3 separate regions of the Homo sapiens genome follow, and all the other regions are linked to region 1. Evidence: chromatin contacts called from ENCODE Hi-C or POLR2A ChIA-PET data. All regions are on one chromosome and are shown on one strand. The core of a region is the stretch at or near the end of the contact, and the rest is flanking DNA. Distances in the headings are between cores, read along the strand shown. Region 1 overlaps MEF2C (myocyte enhancer factor 2C). Region 2 overlaps MEF2C-AS1 (MEF2C antisense RNA 1). Region 3 overlaps MEF2C-AS1 (MEF2C antisense RNA 1).

The links. Hi-C counts contacts between places; a loop is a spot of excess contacts on that map. ChIA-PET counts read pairs that join two places held with the same protein, here RNA polymerase II (POLR2A). Pooled maps may share reads with other maps.
Region 2: a loop to region 1 is called in a map of ascending aorta, with 3 times the contacts of the local background. The contact joins two enhancer-like sites. A Hi-C loop is called at or near these places in 9 of 168 maps with a recorded cell type or tissue (Caco-2, Calu3, GM12878 and 5 more), 35 of 37 single-sample maps with no recorded cell type and 16 of 50 pooled maps. POLR2A ChIA-PET finds 5 or more read pairs at or near these places in 1 of 52 experiments (Panc1).
Region 3: a loop to region 1 is called in a map of endothelial cell of umbilical vein, with 3 times the contacts of the local background. The contact joins two enhancer-like sites. A Hi-C loop is called at or near these places in 1 of 168 maps with a recorded cell type or tissue (endothelial cell of umbilical vein), 9 of 37 single-sample maps with no recorded cell type and 5 of 50 pooled maps. POLR2A ChIA-PET finds 5 or more read pairs at or near these places in 2 of 52 experiments (T-cell and WTC11).

Annotation. Positions count from the first base shown.
Region 1 is chr5:88,731,003-88,733,702 of GRCh38, reverse strand. It overlaps MEF2C (myocyte enhancer factor 2C), which reads left to right. Exons shown (of 11, transcript NM_002397.5): 7 at 1,802-1,974. Among named protein-coding and RNA genes, the nearest start is that of GSCAR, 35 kb to the right of the region's middle. RefSeq lists enhancers at 1,101-1,380, 1,501-1,550. Within about 2 kb of position 1,367, at least 19 of the 41 ENCODE cell types and tissues checked have a DNase peak (open chromatin) inside an H3K27ac peak, as active enhancers do; they include ascending aorta, where a contact is called at or near this core.
Region 2 is chr5:89,086,333-89,089,032 of GRCh38, reverse strand. The region is part of intron 3 of MEF2C-AS1 (MEF2C antisense RNA 1); the gene reads right to left. Among named protein-coding and RNA genes, the nearest start is that of MEF2C-AS1, 200 kb to the right of the region's middle. Within about 2 kb of position 1,437, at least 2 of the 41 ENCODE cell types and tissues checked have a DNase peak (open chromatin) inside an H3K27ac peak, as active enhancers do; they include ascending aorta, where a contact is called at or near this core.
Region 3 is chr5:89,119,530-89,122,229 of GRCh38, reverse strand. All of the region lies in intron 4 of MEF2C-AS1 (MEF2C antisense RNA 1), which reads right to left. Among named protein-coding and RNA genes, the nearest start is that of MEF2C-AS1, 240 kb to the right of the region's middle. Within about 2 kb of position 1,314, at least 2 of the 41 ENCODE cell types and tissues checked have a DNase peak (open chromatin) inside an H3K27ac peak, as active enhancers do.

The sequences.
Region 1 (2,700 bases), core at 118-2,617:
TGTTTATTCATGCATAAAATGAGACAGGTAAATGAATGGGATATGAAGAACAAATCTGCTTTATACAGTGTGCCTCAAATATATTTTGCTTCTAAAGATGTTCCCATAAATATCTCCTGAAATATACCTTTGCTCTGCCTTCCCAGTTCCTCATGGCCTCTATCTCAGGCCATCAAAGTAGTCTCCAGACTGGTCCACACTAGCAGGCCTTACTAATTCCTGAGTATACCAATGCCAGTAGATCTTTCTGACCACTTAGAGGTCTGTGTCATACCTCTACTCTGAAACTTTCATTTCCACCATATAAACCCAAGGACTTTTAGCCTGGAATTTGAGATCTCCACAGCCCAACCCCTGCATCCCTCCAGAGCCTCTGACACCCCTCTCTTTTCACGGGTCCCCTTCTAAACAGGTTCCTCTCAGTGCCCCTTACCATGCTCTTTAAACTCCTACCTCAGCCCTTTCCTACTGCCCAGTCACAAGCCTAACATATCTTCCTATGGCCTTTCTTTAAGGCCCTCATCAATTCCTGCCTCTTCTGTGAATCTTTTATTGGATCACCTCTTCTCTCCCGGGAACTCAATAACACTTAATCTGGATTACTCTGCAGGCACCTCACCCTACGCTGCCTTGTATTGGTCTTTATGTTTTCCATGAGTATGTATTGGATTACCACAAAGAGATTTCAGAGCTTTTCAAGCCTGGGGCCTTGTCTTTGCATCCTCACTGGGTAGCACACAATCTCACTCATGCAGGGGTAATAGATACTTGTGTTTTGTAATGATGGCAATAACAATGAGGTTTAACTGTCTCCTTTAGAAAGCTTCAGAAAACAACTGTCTAGTTTCTAGCAAGGATTGTTGAATCAGGTAGCTGAGTTCTCTTATTCTCCCTTCAGAGGCAGTGGAGGAAATCAGCAGATGTCTTTCTGAGTCCACTGTCATGCCAGCTCTGCTGGCATTTGTAATCAACTCCTCCCTAGCTCTCTTGGTCATATTTTGAAATATGAAAAACGCAGACCTTGGGATACCCACTTTTCTGTTAGTAGGATACTGAACATCAGAGACCTAAGAAAACCCTTTCAGTCTTCCAGTTCAATGGCTATTCCTGTGCCTTGGTGAATCAGCACTTTAGCGGAGGCATCATCACTTCATTTCAGCTCCAGGGAAGGAGTCTTGCTTTCTGAAGTTCTGTGTGAGGAGGAAAGCAAGGGTTGTACACTGAACTTAGTAAGGAGGGCAAAGCAGATGGAAGAAAAACCATAGAGAGAATTCACTCAGAGAAAAGCGGAACTGAACAGCAAAATGTGTAAGCGGCTTCCCCTCCTCCTGCCTGTCCTAGAAATTACAGTCTTGCTGGTATGCCCTTTCTTCATTTAAGGACACACAGACACACAAAATAAAACCCAAACCAGTGAACTGAAAGAGTGAGTCACGCCAGCCAGGCCTCCGCCAAGCTAGTCAATTAAAGTGCAAGACCAGTTCTGTGCTTTTCTTAGACCCTGAACTACTGTCTGACTTTCTTCCTGAATATTTTTGATAGGAAAAAAAGTATATGCTGACTTCTGAGCAAGTTGATGTATATTGGCTCTCTTCTCATAAAAAGTTTTTAATCTTCCTTCAGAGGACTATTGAATACTTAATTGGGTTACTTGTCCCATGGAGGTCAAATCAGTCATCCTATGGTTTTGCAATGTACGTCTTACCATTAAGCTTTTGTTTTTATTCTCATGTTGTGTATTCTTCGGAAACGTATTTGACCTAGATTTCTTCCTAAATGCTTTATTGTTTTTTGTTAACAGGGAACGGGTATGGCAATCCCCGAAACTCACCAGGTCTGCTGGTCTCACCTGGTAACTTGAACAAGAATATGCAAGCAAAATCTCCTCCCCCAATGAATTTAGGAATGAATAACCGTAAACCAGATCTCCGAGTTCTTATTCCACCAGGCAGCAAGAATACGATGCCATCAGTGGTAATACAAAACTACATTTTAAATAAATATTGATAATGTTTTGTATATGTTTTGCTGTTTTTATATTTGTCTAACTTGATGAATTACTTAACATTCTCCCAGAAAATTAACATAACAGTGCCATTGACAGAGCCTTGCTTGTATTTAGCTATTATTTCTGGTAACTGGTTTGCATTTCCCTTTTCCGTGTAAAAAAAATATATATATATATCTGGTGAACTTCACTAGGCTGATGTTCTAGGATAAGAAAAACATTTTCTTTTAAGGCTTTCAATTTATAGTTGGAAAAAAATCAGACACTACCATCGGTCAATCTCTACGTCCCATAAGCAGAGTAATAATAGGTAATGAGGTACTTTATAACATAGTATTTTTACAATATTTATGTCCTCAACACGCTGACAATGAGAAAGTACTTTCCACAATTTCTAAATGAACTTTCTCCTGTTAATTAGCAAATCCTTTCTTAGATGTATTGCAATGATTATATCTAATACATCGCATGCCTACACACTGCCTCAATTCATCTTTCCATACATTTACTTCATGAAAATAGCTATCTCTCAAAAGCAAATTAAAATCCTAGGCATTTTAGGAACAAAGGTTATATTTTACATCAAAAAAGAATTGTAGCACCTCTAAGGAAGATAAATAAATAAGAAATTTTAAATAGAGGTTATATCCCCAGACCCTGTCATTTTTCTTTCTTCTGGGTCTGCATGCCTA
Region 2 (2,700 bases), core at 188-2,687, 360 kb before region 1:
ATTTACCTCTTTAAAAAAAAAAAAAAGTGTTTACTTGTGTGTTTGTCTACCCTGAAAACCCAAACCCACAAACTCTGATGACTAGAACAAAGGGCTCACTCTTTTTGGCACTGTTGTATGAATAATACTTGCTTATTTTATTTTTATTTAAATGTGCTATGTCTTTTGTTCTATGGTTGCACAGCACAGAATCGCCCACCTACTCCACTCCCCTCAAAATGGAAGGTGGCACTGTTTTCTTAAGTTATCCATAAATAGTGAAGCAGAAGAACACATCAAAAGCTGTGCACCCTGGGGATTGCTTATTCTGTTCTACATAGAATTCAGCTGAGTTAACTTTAAAACATTCCTTTTCATTTAAGTGCCCCCTTAAACAGCGTAAATGATAGAGCACCACATAAGCTGCTTACAATTTCGACTGCACATTTTATCAGGAAAGCTATCTATCCCAGATTTCTTCTCTTCAGAAAAATTTTAATGATCCAAGGTCACACCTTTTAAAAAGAATGAGGTCTAGTTTTACATAAGAAGGTCCAACTTGTAGGGTTTTATTTTCTTTTTATGCTCAGACCTCACAAACCGAGGACCGCAGTCTTCAAATAGCCTTCCTTGTTAAAATTGAACTCAGAAAAGGAGGTTAGTCTACCTCAGAATTTTAAGTAAAGCTTCTACAACAAAGTTCAGTGTTCCAAAGCTTTAAATAAATCTGAATTAAAGCAGCACTCCATCACTAAGGTGTTTAAATTGGGTTGCTAATCCCCTTACTCTTGAAACAGAGCCTGGCATTCTGGGGGAAAGCAGTGTAGACCTAGGATTGCTTCTCATAGTCGGAGCCTCAGACCACCTGCATCACCATCACCCGTAGTGCTTACTCAAAGCAAATTCCTAGGCCCGTCCCAGTCTGACTGAATCAGATTCTCTGTAGGCAGGCCGAGTACCTGCACCACTGACACATTCCCCAGGTGATTTTTGCCTCCACCACAGTTTAAGAACCACTGCTGGGCATCCATCACTGTGGCCGAAGGAGTCCAGCTGGCATCACCTCTTAACCTCTTAAATTCTTCCATTTCAGGAGACTGGTGCTTTTAAGTTGAACCTTACCACCACTTTGAGGCCAGGATTATGCTAAGAAGATTAAGGTCCCTCCGAATATTCAGAACTTTTGTCTCCCTGCTGTCAGCAACCAAGGAAGCTGGCAAACGCTGGTCTCGCACAGTAACATTTAGTGCCGGTCAACACACCGTATGGGCTAACATCTGAGCCCAGAAATAGGAAAGGCGAGTATAAATAGATTTGAATTGGGGTTGGACAAGGATTTGGCAGGCAAAAAATGACTCTGTGTTGATGGGGTGGGGAAGGATAGCTGCCAATTCAGGGATCCGTGGTGGAGGAGCTTCCTGACCCCTGTCCACCCCAGAAGCTAGAGGTTCCTGTATGGTCTCTGGACTTCTGAGCCTTTGGCTATAATTAGGGAGGTTACTGCTTTTCCTGGCTTCTTCCATATGCATGTTAGTTGTGTTTGGCATTAAGCAGCAGTGTTTGAAGAGTGTCTGGCCCCCACTAGCATTTAGTTGAGCCAGTCACTGGAAAAAATGACAATGGTATCTGGCATAGAATTCAGGTGCTAAAATACCTTTATTAAAATAGAGGAAATGGCACCTATTAGGAAGTGACCCCGAGCTACTAAGTTTTATTAGACTGAGAAGAGGTGTTTCCCCCAACCCCTTTGAAGCATATTGTAAATTCCCTTCTGTCTTTCATGGTATTTAACTGCAAAAATGGGTGCATTCAGTAATTTCAGATTTTCAGTGCTATTTTTATTGCAACTCATTTTGTGTAGTATCAGGGAATACCGAGCTGTGACTTGGCATGTTTCAATAAAACTTTTTGTACATATTTAGCTAAAAAAGAAAATTTGATGGGGTAGGAGAGAGAGTCAACACTACTGGCAATTTCCCATTAGCAGTGCAGGAGGTAAAAGTCTAAAATAAAGCCTGTGGGAAAAGTCTGAACATGGCATCCAAGCTTAAAAGAAATGACATTTCCCTTTTTTCATCCTGAGGTGGGAGAGAAGACTTGACAGAAGTGAGTGAAACCTCACTCAGTAATATTCCTCTGAAGCCAGCCCTGATGTCAGCAGTGGGCATGTTAACCAACGGATGAAGTGGGCCATGTCCACCCTCCACAACTCTATAAAACCACTTTAAAGTTAGCACGAGGTGCTGGCTCTCCCCTTTTCTCAATGAAAAGCATACTTCTTGATTAAAAATATATGTTTCTACTTTATGCCAAAACAAGACAGCATTATTTTCAAGATGATCATAGAAACCAAGTTAAATGTGTTTCTTATTTCAAGAGATAAAAAAGCATCGCAATGGTGAAGAAACATTCAGTGCTGAATGTTGGTTTAATGTAGCCTACTATGCACGTAATTTATTTTGAAACACAGTGATGTATGAAAATCTTCAGCATTCTTGACAGAATGAGATTACACATCCATCTCCCTCTATGCTTTAAAGAAAAAAAAACCTTGACTTAGCCTGCCAATGTTACAAATAATAACTGCGTATGTCTGCATTGTAATACTCCTCCTGTTATTTCCACTTTCAGAGATAGTAATTCCTGGGATAATTTCATTCATAAAGGGTTCCCTTAGGAGTAAGGTGGGTGGTCAGAAAAAGATATTGAAGATAATTTGTA
Region 3 (2,700 bases), core at 65-2,564, 390 kb before region 1:
ATACCTAGAAGTATTTTTGTCTCCGCATTTATTTTATATATTAATTTATGAAAATTTTGAATAAATGTGCAAACAACTACAATTGTCATACAATTCTCTGCTTTTAAGAAATGTACACCACTTTGGGAGGCGGAGGCGGGCGGATCACGAGGTCAGGAGAACGAAATCATCCTGGCTAACACGGTGAAACCCCGTCTCTACTAAAAATACAAAAAATTAGCCGGGCGTGGTGGCGGGCGCCTGTAGTCCCAGCTACTCAGAAAGCTGAGGCAGGAGAATGGCGTGAACCTGGGAGGCGGAGCTTGCAGTGAGCAGAGATCGCGTCACTGCACTCCAGCCTGGGCGACAGAGTAAGACTCCGTCTCAAAAAAAAAAAAAAAGAAAGAAAGAAAGAAAGAAATGCACACCAGCACACCCAGAAGTCACAAGAGCGACTTTATGACTTTTAATCTACACCTTGATGCAGTATTTACCACTTAACCCTCAGGTTGACATGTATTGTCTATTTGAAGATGATTGGTTTTTAGTAGCATTTTACAACTGTAAAATACTGTATAGTTTTAATGTTTGTCACATATGAAAAATGTATACCTCATGATCCCATTTACCATGAACTACAATTGAAAAAGGAGGGAATTAAACAAAAGAAGAGTCATATCGTTTTCAAATTGTGTCTAAATAAAACACGTCAACAAGTAAAATTTGGAATATTTCAAAATTAAGTTGATGGATCTCATTTTTTCCTGTCTTTGAAGTAATTCTTAGAGCAGTCCATCTAAGATTACCCAAATGTTGCAAAATATACAATTCCTATTCTCTTTTTTCTACACAGTTCCTATGTAAAATAAGATTTCATATTATATAACAATATTAAGTGAATATGCTATAAAAATAATTTTTAATATACTGTCCTGATAAAAATGTTTTGATATTTTATTATACTTAAGCTTGAAATAATTAGGTTTCTTGTTATTAATGAAATAAAATAAATTATCTGGTTGGTGGTGCTATAAAGCTACAGCACACATATGAATAAGTTTTGCCCCTTTTTTGCAGCTTTTAAATCAGATATAAGACCGGTCATGTTTGAGGTCTTCTTTGATCAAAGTATGCAATATGTCCTGTCACTTCTGTTGGTATTCCATTAATGCATTGTAACTTAAACATGTTTCAGTAGTCAGGTAAGTTTGGGATACCCTGCCCTAAAGGGTTGCTCAGACTCGCTCCATTGAACCCGTCTCATGCTTTGCAGTGTAACATAGTTCTGCCAGCAAGCTGAACTTGCCCAATTCCCTTATTGCCACACTGAGGAAGCAAGCACTCTTTCCCCATTCCCTGAGTCAGCATTCAAGCTCTCAGTCTCTTCCTTAACAGTGGGTAAAGTGTCACACTCTATCTTGATATTCTCCCTGAGTGTGCCTGAGTGGAGTCTATTATGCTTCTTTCGTGCAGTCTCAAACCTAGTATTTAAGACTTGAGAAAAGCTTATCCATAGTTTACTTCATTTCTGCAAATAAAATCCTAGGGACACACTTAGAGTCCTAGAGTTCCCCAAAATATCTATGCAAATTAAACTGTAATGAAGATCTCGAAATACATTCATTCTATAGATGTTTCCTGGGATAATGATTCTTTGGACGTAATTTCTTAGAGTGTTTAAATTAAATATTTTCTGCGCGCAGAATAGTAAGCGCTCTTCCAGTTTTTCCAGCTTTCTTTTATCTTTTTCCTTTAATATTGTGACTTCAAGGTCATTGTAATGATGTAGTGTGTGAGTGTGTGTGTGTGTGTTTGTGTATGTATTCTTCCTAATTCCCCTCTACAAAGTTGATGTTACATTTTTAACTTACATTGAGACATCTTGGCTTCTTATTAAAATCTATGATCAGAAAACATTATTGTACTGCCAATAACATTTATTTTGGCTCCTTTTTCCTCCTTTCCCTTCCCTCTTCCTAGGCCTACAGATGTATTTCTTTATTATGATTACAGATTTAGATTCAGAACATAACCAAAAGAATTTTCTATCAATAGGCTTCACATGCACATTTTTCCTTTATCTAAAACGTCATTCTTTTTAGTCTCTATAGTGCACAAGGTGTTACCTAGAAAAGGATTTTACTCAAATTATCCAAAGCCTTGTTCATTTATCAAAACCACTGTCCACACTTCACAAAATGAATAGGAAATGGCTCCCATTCATTTTGAACTGATAACTTGGACTAAAAGTCATAGGCATCAATGCTAAAAGGCATGGAAAATTCCCACACTCCACCACCAAATCCTGACCTGGGAGATTTGTTCTAATGTTCACAGGCAGGCATAAACTGTAGAATACATTCTGCCCTGTTGACTCATAATTTTTAATGAAATAATGCAAGACTTACACAGCTCCTTTCTCCCAAAAGCATTTTAAGGATGCATACGGCATCTAAAATCCTTAACAAGAAAAGTGTATTTTCCCCTGATAAAAAAAAAGACAGTGCCACTATGTATTGGTAGTTATATATCACAGGGAGTGAGAGAAACTGAGAGGGAGAGAGAGAGAGAGAGACAGAGAGGAAGTTGATTTACAGATTGAAGAAAGTTGATAAATTATAGTGTTACAGTGTAAGTTGCCTGATATTTTTATTTTGACAACTGTCCTCCAAATATATATCAGAGTAAATTTCCCCAAGAATACATACTGCCACAGACTAT